2 separate regions of the Homo sapiens genome follow, and region 1 is linked to region 2. A link is an interaction called in ENCODE POLR2A ChIA-PET data of the cell type or tissue named here. Cell type or tissue: PC-9. All regions are shown on one strand. Links, peaks and the distances in the headings refer to the core of each region. The heading gives the core; the rest is flanking DNA. Region 1 has its middle 36 kb from the start of PLA2G4E. Region 2 overlaps SNAP23 (synaptosome associated protein 23).

Evidence for each region. ChIA-PET counts read pairs that join two places held together with the same protein. Peaks named below come from ENCODE experiments on the same cell type or tissue, not always from the same donor. Only the 100,000 strongest peaks of a DNase experiment are listed, where the experiment ranks them.
Region 1: POLR2A ChIA-PET joins it to region 2 with 5 read pairs; 1 of 35 experiments calls an interaction of 5 or more read pairs at or near these places.

Annotation. Positions count from the first base shown.
Region 1 is chr15:42,054,793-42,060,173 of GRCh38, reverse strand. No RefSeq gene overlaps it. Among named protein-coding and RNA genes, the nearest start is that of PLA2G4E, 36 kb to the right of the region's middle. In PC-9, for the core only: CTCF peaks have their summits at 324 (motif pointing right), 2,783 and 2,987; DNase peaks (open chromatin) are centred at 2,053 and 2,493; H3K4me3 peaks cover 1,463 bases; H3K27ac peaks cover 1,887 bases.
Region 2 is chr15:42,508,771-42,514,151 of GRCh38, reverse strand. It overlaps SNAP23 (synaptosome associated protein 23), which reads right to left. Exons shown (of 8, transcript NM_003825.4): 2 at 2,249-2,319; 3 at 1,156-1,197; 4 at 705-753. The coding sequence starts at 2,305. Among named protein-coding and RNA genes, the nearest start is that of SNAP23, 16 kb to the right of the region's middle. In PC-9, for the core only: no CTCF peak of the experiment used is centred there; a DNase peak (open chromatin) is centred at 3,041.

The DNA.
Region 1 (5,381 bases), core at 175-5,174, 450 kb after region 2:
TGACGCTGAATACTGTATGTGAAGGGTGTGGCACGGTACCAGACACAGGAAGTACTTGATAAATGGTAGTTCTTTAAAAAATTTTTATCATTATTTTAGAGATGGACTTGTATCCTGATTAGATACAATGCCATGGAGATGGAGCACTTTTATTCACATAAATGATTACTGGTCTAAGTATAAATTATGTCCTGGGTTGTGACACTTGCTATAATGCCCGGTTTGAAAAACAGCAATTAACTTTTTCTGAGGTAAGATTGCAGTTCAGGTGGCTGCCACCAGGGGGCTGTGTTGCCAAGTGACGGTGTTGCCAGGACAATTAATTGCCTGGAGTAGTGGTCCCCAAGAGCACAGAGCATACTCGTCACTCCGTAAAACTTTCCACAAAATACGCTCTTATTTATAGAAGTCCTGCTATGTTGCTTAGGCTGGTCTTGAACTCTTGGGCTCAAGCAATTCTTCTGCCTAGCTTCCCAAAGTGATGGGATTACAAGCATGAACCACTGCGCTTGGCTGAAATAATGCTTTTAAACTCATGTGACAACCTTATATATTAATTAGCAGCCAGCATTTACACATATATTCAAAGAAGAACATGATTCAAAGCAAAATTCAAAGACATAAATGCCTAGGTAAAGTCTCTCACAGTACTGTCACAACCCAATGGCACTTGGGACTTTCCTCTTCACGGCCAGGGTGTCTATCAACAGTAAAATGGGCAAATAATGTTTGGAGTATTCATGCAATGGAATATTATGCAGCCGTGAAAACAAACACTCTGTATTACACACAGTATGGATGGGTTTCATAAACATAATGTTGAATGTAAGAAGCAAGGCATGGAAGAATAAAATATTGAACAGTTGCATTGGTATAAAGTGCCAAAACTGATCAAACTAATTACAGTAGCAGAAATCAGGATAGCATTTACCTTTGGAAGACAGGTGTGCCATGATTGGAAGGAAGCCAAGGAAGGTTTCTAGGATGCTGGTGACGTTCTGTTTCTCCATCAGGATGCTTGTTACATGGGTGTATTCAAAAGGGAAACTTAATGAAGCTGCACATTTTTTTTCTTTATGCAGTATACTTTCTATTTTATTTTTTAAAAGTGAGGCTAAAAAATGAGATTCTTGGCCGAGTGTGCTGGCTCATGCCTGTAATTCCAGCGCTGTGGGAGGCCAAAGCAGGTGGATCACTTGAACTGAGGAGTTTGAGGCTGCAGTGAACTATGACTGCATCACTGCACTCCAACCTGGGCAACAGAGTGAGACCTTGTCTCTAAAAAATATATATATATAAATAAATAAATAGAAATGAGATCCTTAAAGAAAATAATAAATGCTGATAACATCATCAGTGTTATCTCTGAAAGGTGAACTTAAAGGTATCTTACATTCTGCTATTTCTATACATATTTATTTTCTTTTTTAAAACAAATTTTAGATTCTGGGGGTACATGTACAGGTTTGGGGTTACATGGGTATATCGCATGGTACTGAGGTTTGGGCCCTACCCAAGTAGCGAACATAGTACCCAATAGGCAGTTTGTCCACCCTTCTCCCACTCTCTCCCTCCCCGCTTTTGGAATTCCCGGTGTTTATTTTTCCCATCTTTGTGTCTGCCACTTACAAGTAAGAACACGTAGTATTTAGTTTTCTGTTTCTGTGTTAATTCAATTAAGGTAACAGCCTCCAGCCTTATCCATGGTACTGCAAAGGACACGATTTTGTTCTTTTTTATGGCTGTGTAGTATTCCATGGTGTATATGCACCACATTTTCTTTAATCTACTTTTGATGGGTGCCTGGGTTGATTCTATGTCCTTGCTCTTGTGAATAAACACTGCACACTCATAATTCATGCAGTTTTCTGTGTATATGTCTAGTTTTAAGAGTTTACTAAAGAGAAAAAATCTGAGGGTGTCATCATCTGCATAGTGGAGCACAGCAACCTGTGATTTGTGCCTGCCAAGTAAGTGTTCCTGTCACTCTTCTCTGTTGACAACTCCTGTCCAGCAGCCCTAGGAGAGAGGGTGTGACCAGGACTGGCCTATCTCAGTGTGTCATCTCCTTGCCACTGGGGATTGCCTCGGGGGGCAGACACCTAACTTGAGCAAGCCCATCTGAGCCCTTCCCTATTAGAAAGATTCCTGTTGAAAAAATTTCTCCCTTGATGTTGGGGTGGCTGAGCCTGGGCTGCCAGGGGCTGTATCCCCACCACTGGAGGAGGGCTGTCTACAGAAAGAGAGAGTGAGGCCAGTGGGTGAAGGGGGACAGAGGAGACAAGGGCAGGACAAACAGCCCTGGCCGCTGCCAATCCCAGGTTCTGTTCTTCTCCAACTTCCCAGAATCTTCCTTGTGTCAAACCTGTGAGTTAGTTCGGCCTCTTGCCCAGCTAGGTGAGGCAGTAAATTGCTTTTTATGCCTCAGCTTGTTCAGTTTGGCTCCTACCTATGACTAAGAGAGTCTTGACTAATCCATTACGCAACTGGGTGGATGGCAGGGCCACTTACTGAAGCAGGTACGGCCAGCGGAGGTGGAGAAAGTGTAAGCTGTGCGAGCCACATCATCCGGGAAGGGGCGGTCGCTCCTCGACGTCAGGAGGATGTCACAACCCTGACGCGGGTGTTTTACATCATCTTTGTCTAGGCTGGGGTGATGACTAGCCCCCAAGGTCACGATACACACTCACTCCCTACTCTGGAGTTCACCTTGAGATTACATTCTTTCTCATTAGTGATCGAATTGACTTCTAAGTCTTGAAGCCTTCAGCCTTTGAGCTCAGACACATTCCTTTCCCTCCTGGACTTCTGCCATCAGCGATAACCAGGAAAGTCCCAGGGATGCTGATTAACATCCCGAGGAAAGGAAATGGGACAACCTCCCGTCTCCAAGACTTTCTGCGGACCCCTCACTGCTTTTTCTCAGGGCCACACGGTGTCAGTGCTGAGACACCGACAAGCCTATGGCGTCGGTGGTGCCCGGCTCCTGTCACGCAGCACTGGTGAGGACACACAGACTCCATGTCGCGCTGGACGATCCGGGTAGCCTGGCCACGCGCCCCCCAGCGTCTGCTGCCTGGCTTGCCCTTTCTCGCCCGGTCTCTGGGAATGAAACCGGGAGGGCTTTGCAGAGCACAACCCGCAGGCTCTGTGCCGGGGCAGGTGGCTTTGCTCACCCACCATCCTCAGGCACATCCCCCAAGGCCGGCCCTGCCAGGGTGGCAGCTCAAAGAGTTTCTGCACCGCATTAGCAGCTGCGCCAGGCCCCCCGCTACTTTTCTCTTCTTTCTGCATTCTGCCCCTGGAGTGGTGGAAATTCTAACTTGGGCCAAGCTCTATCCCCATTTCCGACTCTGTGACGAGGAACTCTTAAGACGGGTAGGGGAGGACAGAAAGGTGCTGAGTCCATCACCCTAATAGCGGATTCTGGAAGGAAAGTTAGGAAAATCCCTCCCCTCACCTTCATGGGATACAAAACAGTCAATATATCTTATTTTTGTAAAAACGATCATTGTTATAACGAGATCATTTTAGACGTTGCGAATATATCTATGATATTCCTATGAATCAGTCCTGGCATTCGCCTAGGTTACTGAAGCAACACTTTCTGTACTGGGCAATTGGGCAGAAAAGACACTAACATTAATTGTGCCCTACTATTTGGCAGGCGTTAGTTCTCGCACTTCTATAAAGTCGGTATCATTATTATCCCTGTTTTACCAAGGAAGAAACTAAGGCTCAGAAAGACTGGATAACTTGCCAATAATACTCTTAAGAGCTGTGGGAGCCCCACCCTCCCACAGCACCCCAGCACCTCCTGGGTGGGTGGGCACCATCCGTTTTTGAATCAGGAACCACTGGAGAGGCACTGAGCCTAGCCTCTCATGTCTTCCTGATGTCACCCAGTATGTCTTCCATGGACCTGGAAGGAGATACACCTGGATCCAGGGCTGAAGGTAATCAGCTCCTTTTGATAAAGCCCCATCTCCCTTTTGTAGAGCAAAATTAAATAGACTTTTGCTCCCTGAAACATAAGTGCAAGTGCCTTGGGCAGATCCTGCTTGTACCTAAGGGTGGTAGCAGCAGCTGCTGTCCCTGGGGTCTTGCCAGGCACGGTCTCTACTCCATGTCCTTTACAACCTGAACCAGTTCATTGAAGAGCCTCAGCTCACTCCGGGGGCAAACATGAAACAATTTTATTTTTTCTACTAACTGTCCCCAGCTATACTCTGTTAAATCCTCCTTTCTTGAATAGAGTCCTCCTAATGATATGAGACCATAACCATTATGATGGTCTCATACATTATCATGTGTAAACAACCTACATTAATTGCTATGTGTATTTTTTTGTATTTGTTAATTTTTTTTTCTTATTCAATTCCTAAAATGGAAGATCTACAGGTGGGTAGAACGCTCACTAAGTAAGTCCTCAGCTTCCAAAACCTAGAGGCACACTATTACCCTACACATTTAGTTAAATGTGCCCAGAGCCAATCTGGACATTTTAATTTAGGCCCCAGTGGGATGGTTCTTCCCATGTGGCTTCAGATCTCTGGTGTGTCCAACAGCCCCTTTCCCTATGTGATCTCCCCACTCTTCTTCCCGTGAAGGGCCTCTCTTATTGGAGAAAATCTTTCCTTATTAAAGATCCTGCCCCTGGAAACTAAGGATGTTTTTTGTTTGTTTTTTTTCTATCTGTAGGCTTTCCCACATTTTAAACAACTATTTTAATGTAACAAAGCTTCCTGACATTTTAACCATACCATGGAAAATGCCTTTTCTTTATGTTTTCTTTTTGCAATAAAAAATAAAAACAAATAATCAGTCCTTTATCCAATGCAATGAACATTACTTTTGTGAATAACCAATGCAAAATGAAACCAACCAAAATTTCACATGATAAACTTTTAGAGAACCACATCTTAAGAATAAAAAAATTGTCCTGGCAAAAATTAGACTTGTAAAGAGATAGCGGCCACAAAGAAAAGGTAAAACCCATCATAAAGGGTATGATTTCATGGTGTGTGGAAAAGACTTGGTCCCAACGAAGATAAGCAGCAAAACTGGAAATTGCTAAGTATTATTCTATTAAAAATAATCAAGAAGATCAAGAAATTAAATTGGCTTAATTGAATTTGCTCCAGAAAATACATTTTTCTCTTTTTCTTTTCTTTAAACTTATGTATACAGCCCACTTTTACCCACCAGATTCTATTCTACTCCCTATTCTACATCTTAGGTATTTTTCATAAAACGTTTTCTAGATAAGACTTTATTAAATTAGGATACTTCTCATAAAAGCATTTAAGCTTAACAGAATGAAGTTAAAATTTCCCCAGGGATGTAAAAAAGGGAGAAGCTCAAACATATACACATCAAAG
Region 2 (5,381 bases), core at 259-5,258:
AATAAAAATTAAAAAAACAAAACAAAACAAAACAAAAGGCCCGGCACGGTGGCTCACACCTGTAATCCCAGCACTTTGGGAGGTCAAGGCGGGTGGATCACCTGAGGTTAGGAGTTCGAGACCAGCCTGGCCAACATGGTAAAACCCCGTCTCTACTAAAAATACAAAAACTTAGCCGGGTGTGGTGGTGGGCACCAGTAATCTCAGCTACTCAGGAAGCTGAGGCAGGAGAATCACTTGAACCCAGGAGGAGGAGGTTGCAGTGAGCCAAGATCACGCCATTGCACTCCAGCCTGGGCAAGAAGAGCGAAACTTCATCCCCCACCCCCAAAACTAGACAAAAATAGCGAAACTCCGTCCCCCACCCCAAAAAAAAAGAAAAACATAGTTGGGTGTGGTGGCAGGTGCCTGTAATCCCAGCTATGTTACTATCATAATGTCTAAGGCACATATAACCAATACACAAAATAAGCCATGCTGGCCTAACACATACTTGGTATATACAATTGGGCATTGTTGCCTGCCATCCCAAATAGACAGTGAACATGATATATAATTCAAATCAGAAGACAAGAAGTAAACATAACATTCTTATTTTACAAAGGGAAGGCTCTCCCAAAGGCTGAAATTTGTATGTGGCTAATTTGATAGGGCTTTTTGGCATCACAGTCAAATTAAGAATTTCTGCTAATAATTTAACTTACCCTTTTGTTCATCCAGCATAGTGATGGTCTTGATTCCTGCATCCTGAGACTAAGACAAGGGGGGAAAAGCTGATAGTACAACAAAACAAACCAAAAACAACAGAAACAAAACCTACAAGAGCAACACAGAATAATTTAGAAACCCAAGCTCTCAGAGGATTAGAGCTACAGACAGAACTAGTATTCTTAAACTAACACACTTTAACATAGCAGCCCCCAAAATAATTAAGTCACAAACTCATAGTGAATTCATCTTCCCTGTCATATTCCAATACTGTTAAAGGGAAAAACAGAAAATTCCCATTAGTGCATGGTTTGACATTTCAGCAACTGTTAATTTCAAATAATAAAGCATATTGATACATTACCCTTTAATACTAATTCCAGCCAGAAGTATTAGGATCGCTCCTATAAATTTCTATACTTAAGTTGATGACTAACATTTTCTTACCTCAATGGCTAAACCCAGGATTCTCCTCGTACTTTCCAGAGACTAGGAAAGAACACAGAATTTTAGCATTCCAAAATATGTAGAAAAAAAAATCTGATCACAGGCCAAATTCATGATGCTATTCTATCTTTAAAAATTGCCAGCTCAGGCCGGGCACAGTGGCTCATGCCTATAATCCCAGCACTTTGGGAGGCCGAGGCAGGAGGATTTCTTGAGTACCGGAGCTCAAGACCAGCCCAGACAACATAGTGAGACTGTTTCCATTAAAGGAAAAAACAAAAAGAATTGCCAGCCTATCCTTCCCTTTAAAACAAAACAATGGCCGGGTGTGGTGGTTCAAGCCTATAATCCCAGCACTTTGGGAGGCTGAGGTGGGCGGATCACGAGGTCAGAAGTTTGAGACCAGCCTGCCCAACAAGGTGAAACCCCATCTCTACTAAAAATACAAAAATTAGCTGGGCGTGGTGGCACACACCTATAATCCCAGCTACTCAGGAGGCTGAGGCAGGAGAATCGCTTGAACACAGGAGGCAGAGGTTGCAATAAGCCGAGATCGCATCACTATACTCCAGCCTGGGCAATAGAGTGAGACTCCGTCTCAAAAAAAAAAAAAAAAAAAAAAGTAAGTTGATCACTACATTTTTAGTTATTTTCAGGCGCTCCTTAAGAGAAAATGTGTAAGGACTTCCAGTGTGATGTTGAAAGAAAAAGTTTTTTTAAAAAAGAGAATATTTGGATGGTGAAGTTCATGGGAATAAAAATTTAATGTAGGTAGAAATCTAAGTAAATTACAGATATTAGGAAATTGTTAAATAGAAGTCTAGCATTTCTCAAATACATAGTAGAGTATCTTTGTTACACTTAAGTAATATTAATAATTACCTAAAAAATAAAAATCATACAAATTGTTTTCACTTTAGTTTTCTGGTGAGTTAAAAAGAAAATAAAAACCAGCAATGGCACTAAGGAGCAAATGTGTTCTTTGATATTAATGGACTAGGAAGAGGCCAAAATGTCCCTAAGAAGGCTCTCTCACTCCTCCAATATGAAAACTGAAATAGAATTATTTACTTATTTTAGGTAAAACATTTACCTCATCAGTAATCTGGTGAGCTCTCTGTTGAATTTCTTCTGATGACAGATTATCCATGATGAATCAAAACTCTATTAGGCACAGAAATGGAAATGTGGATATTGTATAAGAATAAGGATATATAAAAGTTTGTGTGAGCAAAAAGTGTAGATTTATGGAATTTAGGAACTTATCAGGAAAACAGGATAAAAGAACCTCTTTCTATATCTATTAGTCTACCACAAGTAAAGAAATCAAGACCGAGAGAGGCTAAATGAATGTTTAATAAGAGTGCCAAGGGTGAACCTAAAATACAGGTTTTAGGACTTCTAGGGAAGTACTCTTTCCAACAGGAAAGTGGATCCTCTACTTAGAGAAGCAAGGCATTACTGGAAGACAAGCATTAAAAGACTATTAAAGTGAATTTTTGGTTGTTCAATGTTCTTCATGTGTTGTCTGAACATGGAAAAGCAGTAGGTGAAGAAAAGTCCAATTTAGTAAAGTAACAAAATTTGAAGTTATGTGCCTGAAGAACACAGGAAACATTTCTAAATATGCCAGTTGTCCAGGACACTCACTGGAGAAAATACTTTCACTCTTAACAAGAAAAGGGAAATGCTGGTACAAACAGCTCGGAAAAGACTAAGGTTTTTATTATGCATTAGACTCTTCCCCTCCAGTGGCTTATATTGTTTTGTTGTTTTACTGGAGTCCCTAAGAAACCAAACAATTATTCTCCTATACACAGTAACTCAGAAGGAGATCTCATAGACATCCAAGCTAAAAAATAAAACATTTCGTAGGTGTTACTCAGCACGGCTGTTATCTAATTCCTCTTTGAGAAGTCATGTGGAGTAATAACAAGCATTGTGCAACGGATCTAGGTTCTTTGTTACATTTGCTAGCTTTGTATGAATTTTCTCAAAACTCATTTATCAAAACTCACGGTCAATGACACAGATAAACTCTGGTTCTTATTACAGATTTGACCCCAGGAATCTGGCAATGTCTGGAGTTGCTTGATTGTCACAACTTGGGCCAGGTGATGGGGCTGGTTAATGGCATCTAGTAGGTAGAGGCAGGGAAACTGCTTAACATCCTACAACACTCTTCAGGAAAGCCCTCCAGCAAAGAATAATCTGACCCAAAATGTCAATTTGAGGTGAGAAACCTTGCCATGGATATACTCTTTGATAAGCAGAAAACTTAATTCCCCAAGAATGTACTGGACTGAATTCTTGGAAGGCAGAGATTTTATCTTTGTATCTCTAACACCTAATAGGATCTGATGGTAGATACTCCAAAAATAGCTGAATGAACAAATAAGTAGAAAAACAGGGTGTACTCTCAAAGTATTTACATGGCTCTTAGAAACAAAGCTGCATGTAACAGTAGCACAAAGCTCGCAAAGAATCACTAGAGCCACAAACCAAAAACTGCTATTGCAAGTGTATGATATGATCACATATAAATCTTTTCAGTCATTTTTGGCTGGGTGTGGTAGCTCATGACTGGAATCCTAGCACTTTGGGAGGCTGAGGTGAGTGGATGGCTTGAGCTCAGGAGTTGGAGTTCAGCCTGGGCAACATGGCAAAACCCCATCTCTACCAAATATACAAAAATTAGCCAGGCATGGTGGCGCACACCTGTAGTCCCAGCTACCGGGGAGGTTGGGGTGGGCGGATTGCTTGAGTCCAGGAGGTTGAGGCTGAAGTAAGTCAAGATCATGGCACTGCACTCCAGCCTGGGTGACAGAGCAAGACCCTATCTCAAAAAACAAACAAACAAAAAAATTTAAATCTTTTCAGTTGTTTTTAATTGAACCACTACTATCATGTTATTTTTTTTATTTTTTTGAGATGGAGTCTCACTCTGTTGCCCAGGCTGGAGTGCAGTGGTGTAACCCTGACTCACTGCACCTTCTGCCTCCTGGGTTCAAGCAATTCTCCTGCCTCAGCCTCCCAAGGAGCTGGGATTACAGGCATGCACCACCACGCCCCACTAATTTCTGTATTTTTAGTAGAGATGGGGTTTCACCATGTTGGCCAGGCTGATCTCGAACTCCAGACCTCAGGTGATCTATCCACCTCAGCCTCCCAAAGTGCCCAGATTGCAGGCCTGAGCCACCGTGCCTGGCCTTGTTTATAATTCTACTGTCATAGCTGTTTTATGGTTTAAGATTTTGAGGGCCAGGCGCAGTGGCTCACGCCTGTAATCCCAATACTTTGGGAGGCCGAGGCGGATGGATCACGGGGTTAGGAGATCGAGGCCAGCTTGATCGACATGGTGAAACCCCGTTTCTACTAAAAATACAAAAATTAGCCGGGAGTGGTGGTGAGCGCCTGTAATCCCAGCTACTCGGGAGGCTGAGGCAGGAGAATTGCTTGAACCTGGGAGGCAGAGGTTGCAGTGAGCCAAGACTGTGCCACTGCACTCCAGCCTGGGTGACAGAGCGAGACTCCATCTCAAAAAAAAAAAAAAAAAGATTTTGAGCCTTGATTAAAGCCATTAGTGCTCATGAAAAAAAGCATTTTAAGTTCCAAATTTAAGTTTCTATCTTGCTTGCCATAGACTGTGCTTCAGGCAAAAAGTTTCCACACTAAGATATAATCAAGATATAAAGATATCATTCATTAGATACAAGCATAAAAGGAACCAGGTATTTTATTAATTTGCTAATTGTTTGAGTCTTAAGCTTTATCATACATACACATGTCCATGCTACTGTTCCTCTTTTGTCACTCTTTCCTATTTGCAACTACAAAAAGTAAATGGAGATTATTTTTTGTACCCTCTCACCTCCACACTTTTGCACACCTTTCCTTTCTATAATACCCCACATCTGCCCAGGTAGCCTCATGCTTTTCCATCACTTCCTAAAGCCCCAACCGAGATACCTCTCCAAAGCCTGCCCTCCCCAGGCAGTAATGCTCTGAAGTTATCTATTCCTGTCATGTGTAACTCCTCAATGCCCGACAGAGAAGAAAATATGAAAAATAATATACACTAATCCATTAGTGCCTGGAAAAGGCACCCTTAGTGAGGTTTTCAGATATAGTATCCTGTGGGTCGGGAGACATTCTGGGGTAAGGAAGCCCAAATATCACAAATTATGTAATTTTGTAATTCTATTCCTAGAGGTGATTATTGCCAA